Linked DNA regions of Homo sapiens: regions 1 and 3 are each linked to region 2. The links are chromatin contacts, found by Hi-C or POLR2A ChIA-PET in ENCODE. All regions are on one chromosome and are shown on one strand. Each heading gives the region's core, a stretch centred on a gene start or an enhancer-like site at or near the end of the contact. The rest is flanking DNA. Distances are from core to core; before and after follow the strand shown. Region 1 overlaps FYB1 (FYN binding protein 1). Region 2 has its middle 140 kb from the start of LINC00604. Region 3 overlaps FYB1 (FYN binding protein 1).

Evidence for each region. A loop is a pair of places that touch in the nucleus more often than their neighbours do. ChIA-PET counts read pairs that join two places held with the same protein, here RNA polymerase II (POLR2A). Pooled maps may share reads with other maps.
Region 1: a loop to region 2 is called in a pooled map, with 2.5 times the contacts of the local background. The contact joins two enhancer-like sites. A Hi-C loop is called at or near these places in 1 of 168 maps with a recorded cell type or tissue (naive thymus-derived CD4-positive, alpha-beta T cell) and 4 of 50 pooled maps. POLR2A ChIA-PET finds 5 or more read pairs at or near these places in 1 of 52 experiments (T-cell).
Region 3: POLR2A ChIA-PET joins it to region 2 with 13 read pairs in activated T-cell. The contact joins two enhancer-like sites. POLR2A ChIA-PET finds 5 or more read pairs at or near these places in 2 of 52 experiments (activated T-cell and activated naive CD4-positive, alpha-beta T cell).

Annotation. Positions count from the first base shown.
Region 1 is chr5:39,185,366-39,189,607 of GRCh38, forward strand. The region is part of intron 2 of FYB1 (FYN binding protein 1); the gene reads right to left. Among named protein-coding and RNA genes, the nearest start is that of FYB1, 32 kb to the right of the region's middle. Within about 2 kb of position 1,771, at least 3 of the 41 ENCODE cell types and tissues checked have a DNase peak (open chromatin) inside an H3K27ac peak, as active enhancers do.
Region 2 is chr5:40,382,661-40,387,338 of GRCh38, forward strand. No RefSeq gene overlaps it. Among named protein-coding and RNA genes, the nearest start is that of LINC00604, 140 kb to the left of the region's middle. Within about 2 kb of position 1,776, at least 7 of the 41 ENCODE cell types and tissues checked have a DNase peak (open chromatin) inside an H3K27ac peak, as active enhancers do.
Region 3 is chr5:39,207,442-39,211,752 of GRCh38, forward strand. The region is part of intron 1 of FYB1 (FYN binding protein 1); the gene reads right to left. Among named protein-coding and RNA genes, the nearest start is that of FYB1, 10 kb to the right of the region's middle. Within about 2 kb of position 2,615, at least 4 of the 41 ENCODE cell types and tissues checked have a DNase peak (open chromatin) inside an H3K27ac peak, as active enhancers do.

The DNA of each region.
Region 1 (4,242 bases), core at 521-3,020, 1.2 Mb before region 2:
TGATGCTTTGTAGCAGTTAAATGTCTTACCAATGTTTTCCCCCTTAGATATGTGATTAAAAGTTCCCAGTCAAGATGGTAGGCTGAGCTTCATGTGGCAGCAAGCTCTGCTCACCCTAAATCTCTAGAAAGGATAGAAAAGATAACTGACTAAAAAAAAAATATATATATATATATGATATATATGATATGATTGTGTGTGTGTATATATATACATATATACATATATATACATATATATACACATATATATATATACACACATATATATATATATACACACACACACATAATCACACTGGAAGTAAGAAAAAAAAGCAAACCCACAGTGTGTTAGAAACCATGAGGAATCCCTAAAAGATTTGAAGAGAGATCAGATCAACGAGGTAATAAAAGCCCAAAGAGAGCATGAGAGAGAGCTATAAAAGTTGGAGCCACTCCGTGAGGGTTCCGCACTCAGAGATGGAGAATATTGGGAGCAGGTAGGGGCCCATGGGTGACTACTTGAGGGTATGAAGCAGGGACAGCCGGGCACTTTTGACTTCTACACAACAGAAATACTGAGAACTACGAGTGAGCCCTTGAGTGGGCGAAGCTGAGCAGAGTCCCGCTGGCTGCCTTGTCCAGGAGGAAAGAGGAGCACCTGGATTGAAGACTGGCTGTCAAAGTGCCCCATGTCCGGGCACACTAACCCCACCCCTCTCTTCCCTCAAGCGGGCTGCACAAACAGAAACGGTGGACAATTGAATTCAAGCTCCACTAAAACATGAACACAAAATCAAGAATTTTCAAACATTGAAAAGGCAACACACACACTTTGGGAGGCGAAGGCGGGAGGATCACCAGGTCAAGAGATCGAGACCATCTTGGCCAACATGGTGAAACCCCGTCTCTACTAAAAATACAAAAATTAGCTGGGCGTGGTGGCACATGCCTGTAATCCCAGCTACTCAGGAGGCTGAGGCAGGAGAATCACTTGAACCTGGGAAGCAGAGGTTGCAGTGAGCCAATATAGTGCCGCTGCACTCCAGCCTGGCGACAGAGTGAGACTCCATCTCAAAAACAAAACAAAACAAAAAAGGCAACACTGAGAGAACAGCACTCTGAAGTCAACAAAGAGTAGAACTTATACCTAAGGAAACAGAGTAATACAGCAAGAGAGGCACAGGAAGAGACTGCATCTACAAGAGGATCAAGTTGATGTGATAATGAAAATCTTTATGTTATGTTTAAGCAAAACAAAATGTGATTTAACACCTGCAACAATTGGATGCTTTTTTTTTTTTTTTTTTTTTTTTTTACTATTATTGATCCCTGAGGCAGCAGCTGATAGCTATCATCTATTATTCATCTATTTCCATTGGGTCTTTATTTGAGTTTTTTCTCCTTTTATCCTTTAAAAATATTAATTAAATTGCTGCCAATTATTGTCTTTCTTTATGATGTACTAGGAACTGTGCTACGTGTTTTTACTACATTTCCTTTTAATCCTAACAATAATTCTATGACATAGTAGACTTATTATCCCCATTAGCAGATGAGAAAACTGAGGCTAAAAGAGGCCGAGAACCCTCCTTGGGGTCCTACAGTAATTGGTACAGCTGGTACTGGAACCCAAGTCTTTCTAATAACAAAGCAACTGCTCTTAACTCATGATAAAAAAAATGATTGTGAAAACTCCTACATTCTTCAAAACAAAAAAGTGGTCCTGTCTTCATAATACACCTCACTTCTCACAGATCGTTAAGTGCTCATTGCGCTTTTTGCAGGTTCTCCTATCAACTTCAAAGCAAGCTTAAAAAAAGCTTTCAGCTTACAAAAATACTGTGACACGCTTGAAAAAAATGTTTTTATCAGTGCCACATTCATCCTCTTCTTTTATCATTAGGCTCACAAACACAGGAGTCTGTCTACAGCATGAAAACTTGAGAGTGTTTTTCTTCAACTTGCTTATCTTTGAAGATCCAACGATAAAGCATTATAAAAGAAAGGCACCTTGATTTTAGGACAACTGCCTAGCTTGCTTTTGCATTGGTCTAATTTCTTGTAAGTACCGTATAAGCCTATTTTGAAGACTAGGTACTTAACATACTAAAACATCACTGAAGAACAAGATGAACATTGTTACTAAATGATGAGACATCTAGATAGTGGGGTAACTAGGCCAGTACAGTTGCACTTGGGCAATAATCAGTTTGGGAGCATAAAAAGATGCAGTGTTTTTAGCTCCTCTCATCTCTGAGACTTCCTGGTCAGTTTGGGCAGGTGGGAAGGGGTATCACCAAGCATGGAGAGCTCCTAAAGGAACAAGTGTGGTCATCTTGGGCAGGACTGTGGGCTCCATCGCCATTATGGCCTTTATCAACATAGAGGCAGCTCTTAGACTGACACCCAGTTATTCAGATTTTCAAAGTCTATTTGTTGTAGTGCTTCCATTTTTTTTCTTTGCCTTGCATACCACCAGTAGTGCTAAGTTTTTTTTTTTATATTTAATGAATAGTAATTATATGTGCCACCTGAAAGCACTGTGTGGAACAAACCTCAAGCCAATGCAGGGCAGAAGGGGGAACAAAGACATGAAAATGAAAGGGAATAGAAAACAGGAAAAAGAAAGAAAGGAAAGAGGGAGAGGGTGGCAAGAGTCGTTGATTACAGGTGTTCTGTGGGTAGAACACGTCACCACTCTTCCAGGCTGACGGTCAGTTGGTGTGCACTATCTACCAATTATTGAAGTAGTGAAGTTGCTGCAGCCCTCCAAAGGCCCCGATATCCCTCAGGAACCCTTGGACCTCTTTGTGATCCAGTAACTAAAGGGTTATTATCTGCCATAGCAAAGAACTTGTTCAGCTACTCCAAGTGGTCAGAGCTATGCCATGGAATATGTTAGATATTTGAGTAACACCTTTGCTCTTTCCCTCACTAAGCAAATTTTCAAGAACAACCACAGACCTACTTGTTTGCTTAAATGGATTATTCATTCATTTGCATGTTTTGATGTAATCACTAACTGCTAGTATCTTGGTTCAGTGTTACAGTATTTCTTTTAAGAAAAATATCTATGGCTTAGAAACCCTTCATCTCCCCACCAACCCTTGCACACCTAACCCCAACGTACCACCCCACAGCCCCCGTAGCCCCACTGCCCCCACTCTAATCCTTCTCATCAACTACAGCACTTTTTTTTTTTTTTTTTTTTTGAGACAGAGTTTCGCTCTTGTTGCCTAGGCTGGAGTGCAATTGTGCGATCTTGGCTCACTGCAACCTCCGCCTCCGGGGTTCAAGTGACTTTCCCAAGTAGCTGGGGTTACAGGCGCCTGCCACCACGCCCGGCTAATTTTTTGTACTTTTAGTATAGATGGGGTTTCACCATGTTGGCCAGGCTGGTCTCGAACTCCTGACCTCAGGTAATCCGCCCGTCTCAGCCTCCCAAAGTGTTGGGACTACTAGCGTGAGCCACTGCGCCCGTCTGACTACAGTACTTTTTAATGTGATCCAGGAACACCTTGCATTAGAATCATCTGGTGAAACTTGATAGCTATTCCAATTCCTGAGTTCCATCCCAGACCTCTTGAACTAAAAACTTTGGGGACATTCTTATGCAACTAGAAGTTTAAGAACCTTTGAAAGATGAAGGCACAATTTTGGTGTTTTTTCTTTTGCTTCTTCTGAATATATGACACATTCACTGTTAGAACCACTATCTGTCCTGGTCATCTTTCTCCTCAGAGATCCATTTAGAGCTCACAATGATCAGGAAGACAAGTAAGAGATGCTGGTTGTCTGGGGTATCCTTGTAATATTTTAACTCAGGAAAGAACCTGAAAGCTTTCAAATCCTAGGTCTGGCAGAAGAACGCCTTTTATGGAATTCCTTTTTTTTTTTTTTTTTAGGATCTCTGTTTATTAGGCATTGAAAATAAACAAAAAAGATGAAACAGCCTGACTGTCACATCAATTTGGGACAACTCAGTTTCCGTACTTGCATTGGAATTGACCAAATTGTCCTGAATATATTCTATTCATCAACAGTTCATTTCTAGTAATACAATGACTATCAATAGCAACAGAAAATAAACCCACTTCCTCCCCTGGCCATCTCTTCCCACTGACTTCTTCTGGGAGGAGGCCTTTGAATAAGAAACTTCTGCTAATATTCAGAGGAAGACCACAGCTGTGTTGAAGGGTTCAGCTTGGAGATAGCTGAACTATTCTGAGTAATAAAATGGAAAGAGTGGTTCTGGCTT
Region 2 (4,678 bases), core at 526-3,025:
TGCCTGCAGGATGATCCATGGTGACACTGTCACAGGTAAACTGAAGAGACTGTGTCCAAGTCAATCAGTATGTGTGGAGGATTTGTTGCTATTTGTTCTTCTCATTTTTCCAATGTGATCGAAGTTCCTTAGGTTTAGCCCAATAAACATCTCCCTCACTACTAGTGACCACAGCAAAAAAAAAAAAAAAATGTGTGTAACAAAATATGCACTATAGAGGATCAAACTGTTTTACAAAATCTTCAAAAACCTAAATGTTTTCTTAGCAAATGATGGCATGTCCTTCAAACACTAGAACACTATATTGTTTATTTTGCTTTCAGGCTGATTATAAGGTAAATTCAACTCAGAGAGACTTGATCTTCTTCCTAATTTACCTGCTTCAACAAGAAACCATGAGTGTTCATTATCAACCATATTTTGAAAATTGAATAATAAATAATGGTAACTACTTTATTAATAAAACAAATATGTTTTTAATTAAGTGACTGTGGCTGCCAGGCTCCAGAAAGTTAAAATGCCATCAATAGATAGGCAGTGAAATTCTGAAAGCAGTTAAATTGCAGAGTACTTGAGAACTGGTAATTTTAGATGAAAGACAGCTAAGACACAAATTTAAAAGCCTATCCATTGTTCCTTTTTTAAAATGATATGAAGAGATATTGTACATCACAACTGCTATGGACTGAATATTTGTGTCCTCCCAAAATTCATATTAAAGCCTATATCCCCAATGTGATGGTATTGGGAGGTTGGACTTTTGGGAACTTACTAGGTCATGATGGTGGAACCATCCCCTAATCTCATTCATCCTCCACCATGAATGAGATTAGTGCCTCTATAATAAGAGGCAAACAAGAGATCATCTCTCTCTGCCATGTTAAGATATAACAAAAAAACAGCTGTCTGCAAACTAGGAAGAGTGCACTCACCAGATACCAGATCTACCAGTGCTCTGATCTTAGACTTCCCAGCCTTCAAATTGCATAGTATTTTGTTTAGTCTATGGTATTTTGTTGTAGCAGCCTGAGCTGATTAAGACAATTTTCTTCATAGATCATTTTCTTGGGAATGGTGGTAAGATGCTCATAAATGCTTAAAACTACACATAACAATCACACAGCTAGAAGAGATCCCAGAAAATCTTTCAAAGAAAATTCAGAACCAAAGTTCTGGCTCTCACTTTATCTCCAGCCTTAAATGAGCTGGAGAGTCAGTTATGTAACTAAATGTCTCATGCCTCAGATTCCTCATGCATTCATTGGGAAGAATGCCTGTGCAATGTGTCTTTAGGGTTACCATAGAGATGAATGAGGTAATGTATAGAAGAAGCACAATCCCAAATAATATTTCCCTTACCATAACTTTTCTGCTAAATAACATCTAAAATTTTAGCCCTTGTTTAATTTAGCCTCATATTTCTCGTCTCTTGCCCTTTGTAACTACTGTGCCAAACTTTCCACTTTATGATATACAGTAAGTCCACTTAATGCTGTCGATAGGTTCTTGGAAACTGTGACTTAAAGTGAAATGACATACAACAGGTCTTTGAATAATATCATTTCTTTCAACATCCTTGATAAGAATAAAACATTGGTTTCATTCTATGTTGTTTTGTTTCAAGTCACAGTTTCCAAGAACCTATCAACAACATTAAGTGAGGACTTACTGTATAGGGTTTCCTTTATTTTCATTTTCTATTTTGCCAACATAACCACCAGCCTTTGCTTTAGTACAGTACCTACTCTTGAAGCTACCCCATCAGTGTTCACTGATTAAATATGAGGAGAAGGGAGAGGTAGGCTGCTGCTCAGGGACTTTTCACACTAAGACAAGAAACCAGAGCAAAGGTGATTCCCCCTTGCGTGGCTAAACTATGGTTGCTGAAGCAAAAGGCATTGGAGCAGAAATATTTCCCTTCTAATCACTAGTAATGCCTCAGGCAATAATGGATGCTTCATAAGCAAAGGAATTCCCACTAAACCATCAGGAAGTCTAGTGTAATAGCCTATTTCCAACCTGCCAGATTCATTGAGTGAATTGGAGCAAATCTCATCTATACTTCTCACTTTCTGATATAATTTTATAGAGACTAAATAGTAATGTTCACCATAATGTTGGATGAGCCTCACTTGTGAAGCATTCACTCAGTATATACCTGGCATAATCTCCTCAGATTGGTACTTTTTCAGATTTAAGAGGGAAATAGCTTGAAATTGAGAACTAATAGCAAATTACATGCCCTTAAGATGATACACCCTTCAATGACAAAACACTGTAGCACACCTCCAGGTCTGAAGTTAACAAAGAGGGCTGTCACTTCATTCAGCTGAATCCCTCCTGCCCTCCCCCTGCATACACCCCAGGCAACCTTTGCCCTACTACAATCTAGCTCATTAATTTGGTCAATGCAATTGTTTCTCATTTAAATCTTCCTGTAAAACATAGAATAGTCACTTCACTATTACATTGTCCCCAATTTTTTCAAAAGCTTGCCGTGAAGGGAAGGAAGCTAAGTAAGAAAAAGGTCAATGAAGCCAGTTGCAAAGAAGATTATGAAATGTTGCTCATTTCTGCTTTTTTTTTTCTTTTGAACCTCTGAATTACTTCATCTTTCCATCTGTCTACAAAGTTGTGGGTGCACATTAAGATATACAGACAGAATTCACAAACCCTTTGGTAAATTCACTCTTAGCACTAAATATCAACGGAGGAGAAAAAAAAAACGTACTATGTTTCCCAAAAGAAGTATGGGGAGACTATTTTCTATGATTAAAAGCATAAGAAAAAAAATAAAACTGATCCAAGAGCCCAGAGACTATTTTTATATGTGAAAAATATATACTTTAGTCAGGATTTGTAACTTCAGTAACTCCCTTTGGAAACCAAATTTCCACCCTCTCACAGTGTTTGGTTATTTAGGACTGAGTCAATTTGAGCATGATGAGTTTGGAATGCCAGCTGGCTGCAGAAGTGTGAAGAAACCTGTGTGGTCACCAACACTTTAAACATCACTCACAGTTCTGAAGTAGGGCTATCCCAGGAGCACTTCCTGGATGCTGGTGATCCACAAACACCAGACTATTTCCACTCCTCAAAAGGAAAAAGAATGGGGCCCTACCTTGCCAGGAAGAGGAATCTGGCAAGCAGGCTGAGAACAAGCACCACACAAGGCAATTTTTGCCAAGTGAGTCACCCATACCCCCTGGGTACAGGTGAAGCTCAAGGAAAGGACCATTCAAACTTCCAGCCTGCAGGAGCTGCAAAATCAGCTCCTGAACTCCAGTATTCAACTCATCTAGAAACACATTTTTATTCAAATCTTTAAAGCCAAAGAAGGTATCTAACCATTGTCCCAGCCTTCTCTTCTTTTATAGTATCACTAATTCCATAGTTATGTAAGTGCCTTTTATGTGAATGCACTGTACTAGACCCTTGATAGAGAATGGTTAGCAGAAAAATTAAAAAAGCAACCAAGATTCTACATTCTTGATTCTCATGGGAAAAATAGAGAAGAACTGAGAAAAGTCCTAAGAAGAAAACACTAAGATAGACACTAACAGGGAAAGTTTTACTCAAGGTGGTCTTATGTTCTAATTTTAATGTGATCACTTGGGGATCCTGTTTTAAAAAAAAAAAAGAAACATAGATTCCAGTACTAAATGCAGATTTGATATGTCTTGGGGAGAGTCTGGGACTATGCATTTTTTACAGGCTCCCAGCTGCTGCTGCTGTTGCTGCTCCACAAACCACATTTTTTAATAACAAGCCTCTAGGGTTTCTCTACATCTGTGGTTGTAGTTCTCTAAGTGTGGTCACCAGACCAGCAGCTACAGTGTTACTGGGAAACTTCTTAGAAATGCAAATTCTCAAGCCTCACCCCAGACCTACCGAATCAAAAGCTGGAGAGGGGGACAGGGCGGCAAGGATGCCAACACTCTATATTTTAACAAACTCTCAAGGTGATTATGACGCCTGCTAAACCCCATTCATCCAATACTAGTCATGAGCCACATGTGGCAATTGAGCACTCAAAATGTGGCTAGTTTGAATTGAAATATGCTGTTAGGATAAATTATATGCTAGATTTCAAGGACTTGAAAAAAGAATATAAAAATCCCTTATTAATATTTTTTATATTAAGTGCATGTGGAAATACTATCTTGGATATAGGAATTAAATTATATTATTAAGATTAGTTTCACCTGTTTCATTTTGCTTATTTTAATGTGGCTACTAAAAATTTTTTAATTACATATGCTTGTAATGGTTAGCATTATGTTTCTACTGGGCAATGTTGCACTAACCTTTGAGAATTATTGCTATAGAGCAATGGTTTTCAAGTGAGGCAATTTTGCCCCCTAGCAGACATTTGGCAATATTCGAAGACATTTTTGATTTTTACAGATGGGGTCAGGGGTTCTGTAAGTAAAGGCCAAGATGCTGCTAAACATCCTATAATGCACAGGACTGCTTGCTACAACAAAAGACTCTCCAGTCCAAAGTGTCAATAGTGTGGAAGTTAAGAAATCTGTTCTATTACACTGATTCTGCTCATTAGAAACACTTTAGGAGAGTTAAAAATACTGATGTTCTTGGTTTATCCCCAGATTAATTAAATTGGAATCTCTGGTACAGAAGCCGTGGCATCGGTTGTTCATTTTGTTTTGTTTTAAGT
Region 3 (4,311 bases), core at 1,365-3,864, 1.2 Mb before region 2:
CTTTCGTTACAACCTCCAGATTGACAGTTAACAAACCCAGTTTTCAGAAAATCTTTTTGAGTTTTAGCAATCTGCATAAAAGTAATGAACCAAGTAAACAGTTAAAGGCTGAGATGGCATGAAGGACAGACATCCCATCTTTTCTGTTCCTAGAAAGAAAATCGTCCCTTTTGTAGTCAGTTCATCTACATAGTTTCATTTGGAAAACTAAAAATATATTATCTCTATTATTAGGAACAGGATTTTGTTTTGTTTTAGTTTTATTGTTATATTACTCATGGTTTTAAATATTTCTTGGATATTATGCTAATCTACTGGTTCTTAACTGGGGTGTGGGGGTGGGCCGGGGAATTTCCCCCCTGGGGATGTTTATCAATGTCTGGAAGCATTTTTGACGAAAATGACCAGCCAGGGAAGGGGTTGGGTAGAGGCCAGGGATGCTGCACATCTGTCCTATACGAGAGCCTCCCACAAGAAAGAATTATCAGTCCAAAATGTGGATAGTGCCAAGATTGAGAAACCCTGAGCTAATTCTATTGCTCTTGAATTACTGAAATTAACTTACCAGGAAGTCTGCTTTTAATTTTTTTTTACCATAGACTACACTCTAACACCTACAAATAACTGTATAGAAACTAAATGAGCCACTACTAGCAATGGTTTTTAAAGTTGCCCACCTTTGAAAGTCTCATCTTTAGAACGTTCTTTAAAATACAAAAGAAACAAAACTTCCATAAATCATGGGAAACTAATGAATTTAAAATGACTTGGAAGCCAGGTTTTACCTCCTTAAGATATGTTTGTGTCACTTTTGCAATTAAAGCAAGAGGAGAATGAATCTCTGCTGTGGCTGCTGTTACTCTTCCCTATATAAAGCCCATAAAAAAGGGAATAAAATGACTTCATTTGATTGCATGTAATGCTTCTAATCATGGTGGAGGCAGTAAATGAATAAAATAGTTTACCCAAATCGGTTTTTCAAAAAATCTTTGATAATTTTTTACCATACGTGGAGTTTCTTTATTGTTAGTTATGTTGAGATAAAGTCGTTTGTTACCCATGACTTACTTATTCGGTCTCAACTGCTGGTTCTTCTTATGGAACAAAATTTGTTTCTGCCACTGCCATCATTACCCATGATAGGACCCCAGTACAGTGACATCAGAGGACAACAAGAGGCTGTGAGGGCGATCATGAGTACAAGAGAAACGGTTCCAGAAAGCCAGCCCTCGTCCTGCCTAAGGCTTCGGAGATTGCAGCCAGGGCGGGTGAAGACGGTGTGCTGGTTAGGAGACCCAGGTTCTGTGGGGGTGATGCCTTTTGTTACTCAAACTTAGGACCTGCTCTACAAAGGCCTGACCAGGAGGTGTAACAAAAAGACTGAGGAGACAGAATGTTCTCCCCTAAGCTGGAGAAACTTACCATCCTTGAGGCAGGAAGCACACTGGCAAAAATTTGTAATAGATTCAAGCAATTCAAATTTTTATAGAGCAATAGGATTCTGCATTACTGGTTTGCATCGCCTAGATTAAAGAAAATAACACATATGACCCCCATGACCAAGCCCTCCATCCCTTCTCATCACACACAACACACACACAATGCGCACACACACACACACACAGTGTTTTCTCTTTAAAGAGACTTGATCTGTTGTACCCAGTAAACCTGGAAAAGGGAATGGTCTTAATCTGAAAATAAACTTTCATAAAACTCTTTACTATTAGAAATTACCTCAAAACTACTCCGACTTAAGAGTTAACGGTTGCTGGCTGAAAATACAGTACTCCTGACGAGACCCTTCACAAGCATCGTAGATAACAAGCTCCTCTATCGATAATAGAACAGCAGTGATCTTTTTTATCCCGATTAACACTGTTTAAATATGTTTTTTTTTTTTTTTGAGACGGAGCCTCCCTCTATCACCCAGGCTGGAGTGCAGTAGCGCGATCTTGGCTCACTGCAATCTCTGCCTCCTGGGTTCAAGCGATTCTCGTGCCTCAGCCTCCGAGCAGGTGGGACTACAGGCATGCACCACCACGCCTGGCTAATTTTTGTATTTTTAATAGAGATGGGGTCTCACCATGTTGGCCAGGCTGGTCTTGAACTCCTGACCACAGGTGATCCACCACCTGCCTCAGCCTCCCAAAGTGCTGGGATTACAGGCGTGAGCCACCGCACCCGGCCTATTTAGATTCTTAATGAATTATAATTTACATGTGTGTTCTCTGTTTCCCTAAGGAGATGTAAAAGCAGGAACCTGGTTTTATTTTTCCTCCTCAACAGCAATTCCCTCCCCGGCAAACAAGCAGACACATCCCTGATCCTGGCGCATCTCTTTCCATAATATGCATTGAACGTACTGGCTGATGGACTGCGTTTACTTAAATTTCACCTTGATTGGTCATACAGATGGGAGTGGAGGAGATGATTTTCTTAGCTCCTTTGTTGACCTGCAGTTGTGATTTAAGCACTTGCCAATTGAATATCTATTTCATTGCAAATGGGCTGTGATGCATTCCAGTGGGCTGAGCCTCGGAGGCTGGAGAGAGCACCAGGCCCCTCTTCAACAGGATGTGGGAACTTGACTCTCGCCGCAAATTAAGTTCTTGGGGCGGGAGCCCTTTGCTGCAGGCTCTGGGCGAAGGCATGGGTAGGAGGACCTGGTGGCGGAAGCAGCGGTGGTAGCCCTGATTGTGACAACCCCTGTATGTTTTTCAGTAACTTGTGAAGGTGGAGGTGGAACTGCAACAACCCCAGCGATGCCCTGTCTGCTATGGCCTTGCATTGTGAGGTGTCATGTGGAAGGAAACACCTGACTTAAATGGGGACTTTCTGGGTGGTGTGTGTGCCCCGCCAGGTCCCCTCGGACCTTGGCAGAAAAACCACCACAGATATCGCTGTGCATTATCTCCTGGTCTGGTGTTATTCCGAGCACTGATGATCCGGATCCTTCTCCTGTTTCTACTGTGTTCTCTCTTCCAGAGTGAATTAGAGCAGAAGAAGCAAGATAGCCTAGCAAGTAGTAAAGCTTTGATGGTGATGGTCCACCTCCCAAATGCTGGCGCCTTGTATTCTCTATAAGGCATGTGCATCAGTTGGATTTTTGTGTACCCCCTGTTTTTAGAATCAGGAGCGGGACAATCATCATCATTCTACAAATTCGAACCTTCAATGTTCTTTTCCTGGTTATCCTACAAAATAGCTCCTGTACAAATAGTTTTGACTTTGCCATGGCCTCTGAGGGCTTAAGCATAAATGGATAAGGAAGTTAAATACGACTTTCTAGCCAGGCATGATAGTGCATTCCTGTGGTCCTAGCTACTCAGGAGGCTGATGTGGGAAGACCGCTTGAGCCCAAGGGTTTGAGTTCATCCTAAGCAACGTGGCGAGAGCCTGTCTCTAGTATAAATACATACATATAAATATATATGAGTTTCTATGTGTTTCTGAGGTTTGTTTTGCTATATGTTTTTGAGTTCTTGATGTGGATAGAATGGCGATAGGATGTAGAGAATATAGAGTGAGATGTAGATAGTACAGAACAACAAATGGTCCTAAAACCACTTATTTTTCTTATTCTATTTTACAATTTTTTATAGCAAATTTAACTTACATTTGTTTAGGATAATTCACTCAGCCTGCATGACCTGAAAATACCAAATTAGAAAACAGTTTTTCAGGAATTTACATTTTGACTAACGAACTTGTAGATAATTGAAAAATGTTTTCATAGATATCTTATTAGTGGCTTATTTGGTTCTTAGGCTAATAGTTGATGTACACTTCATAATACAATATAAGTTCTTTCATTTTTTCTGTTCCTCCAACCTCAAAGAGAGACCTAAATTTCAGCTACTATTTCTTTTTCTTTTCTTTTCTTTTTTTTTTTTTTTTGAGACGGAGTCTCGCTCTGTCGCCCAGGCTGCAGTGCAGTGGCGCGATCTCGGCCCACTGCAAGCTCCGCCTCCCAGGTTCACGCCATTCTCCTGCCTCAGCCTCTCCGAGTAGCTGGAACTACAGGCGCCCGCCACCACGCCTGGCTAATTTTTTGTATTTTTAGCAGAGACAGGGTTTCACCGTGGTTTAGATCTCCTGACCTCTTGATCCGCCTGCCTCGGCCTCCCAAAGTGCTGGGATTATAAGCGTGAGCCACTGCGCCCGGCCTATTTCTTATGGTTGTTCTATTTTCATGTACACCCCAACAAAAACTTTATTTTGCTAAGGACATTTGAAGTCTGAAATAAAAATCTTTGATGTCTGGGAAAGATACTGTTTGTCAAGCGAAAAATAGAAATGTTATGCTTTATT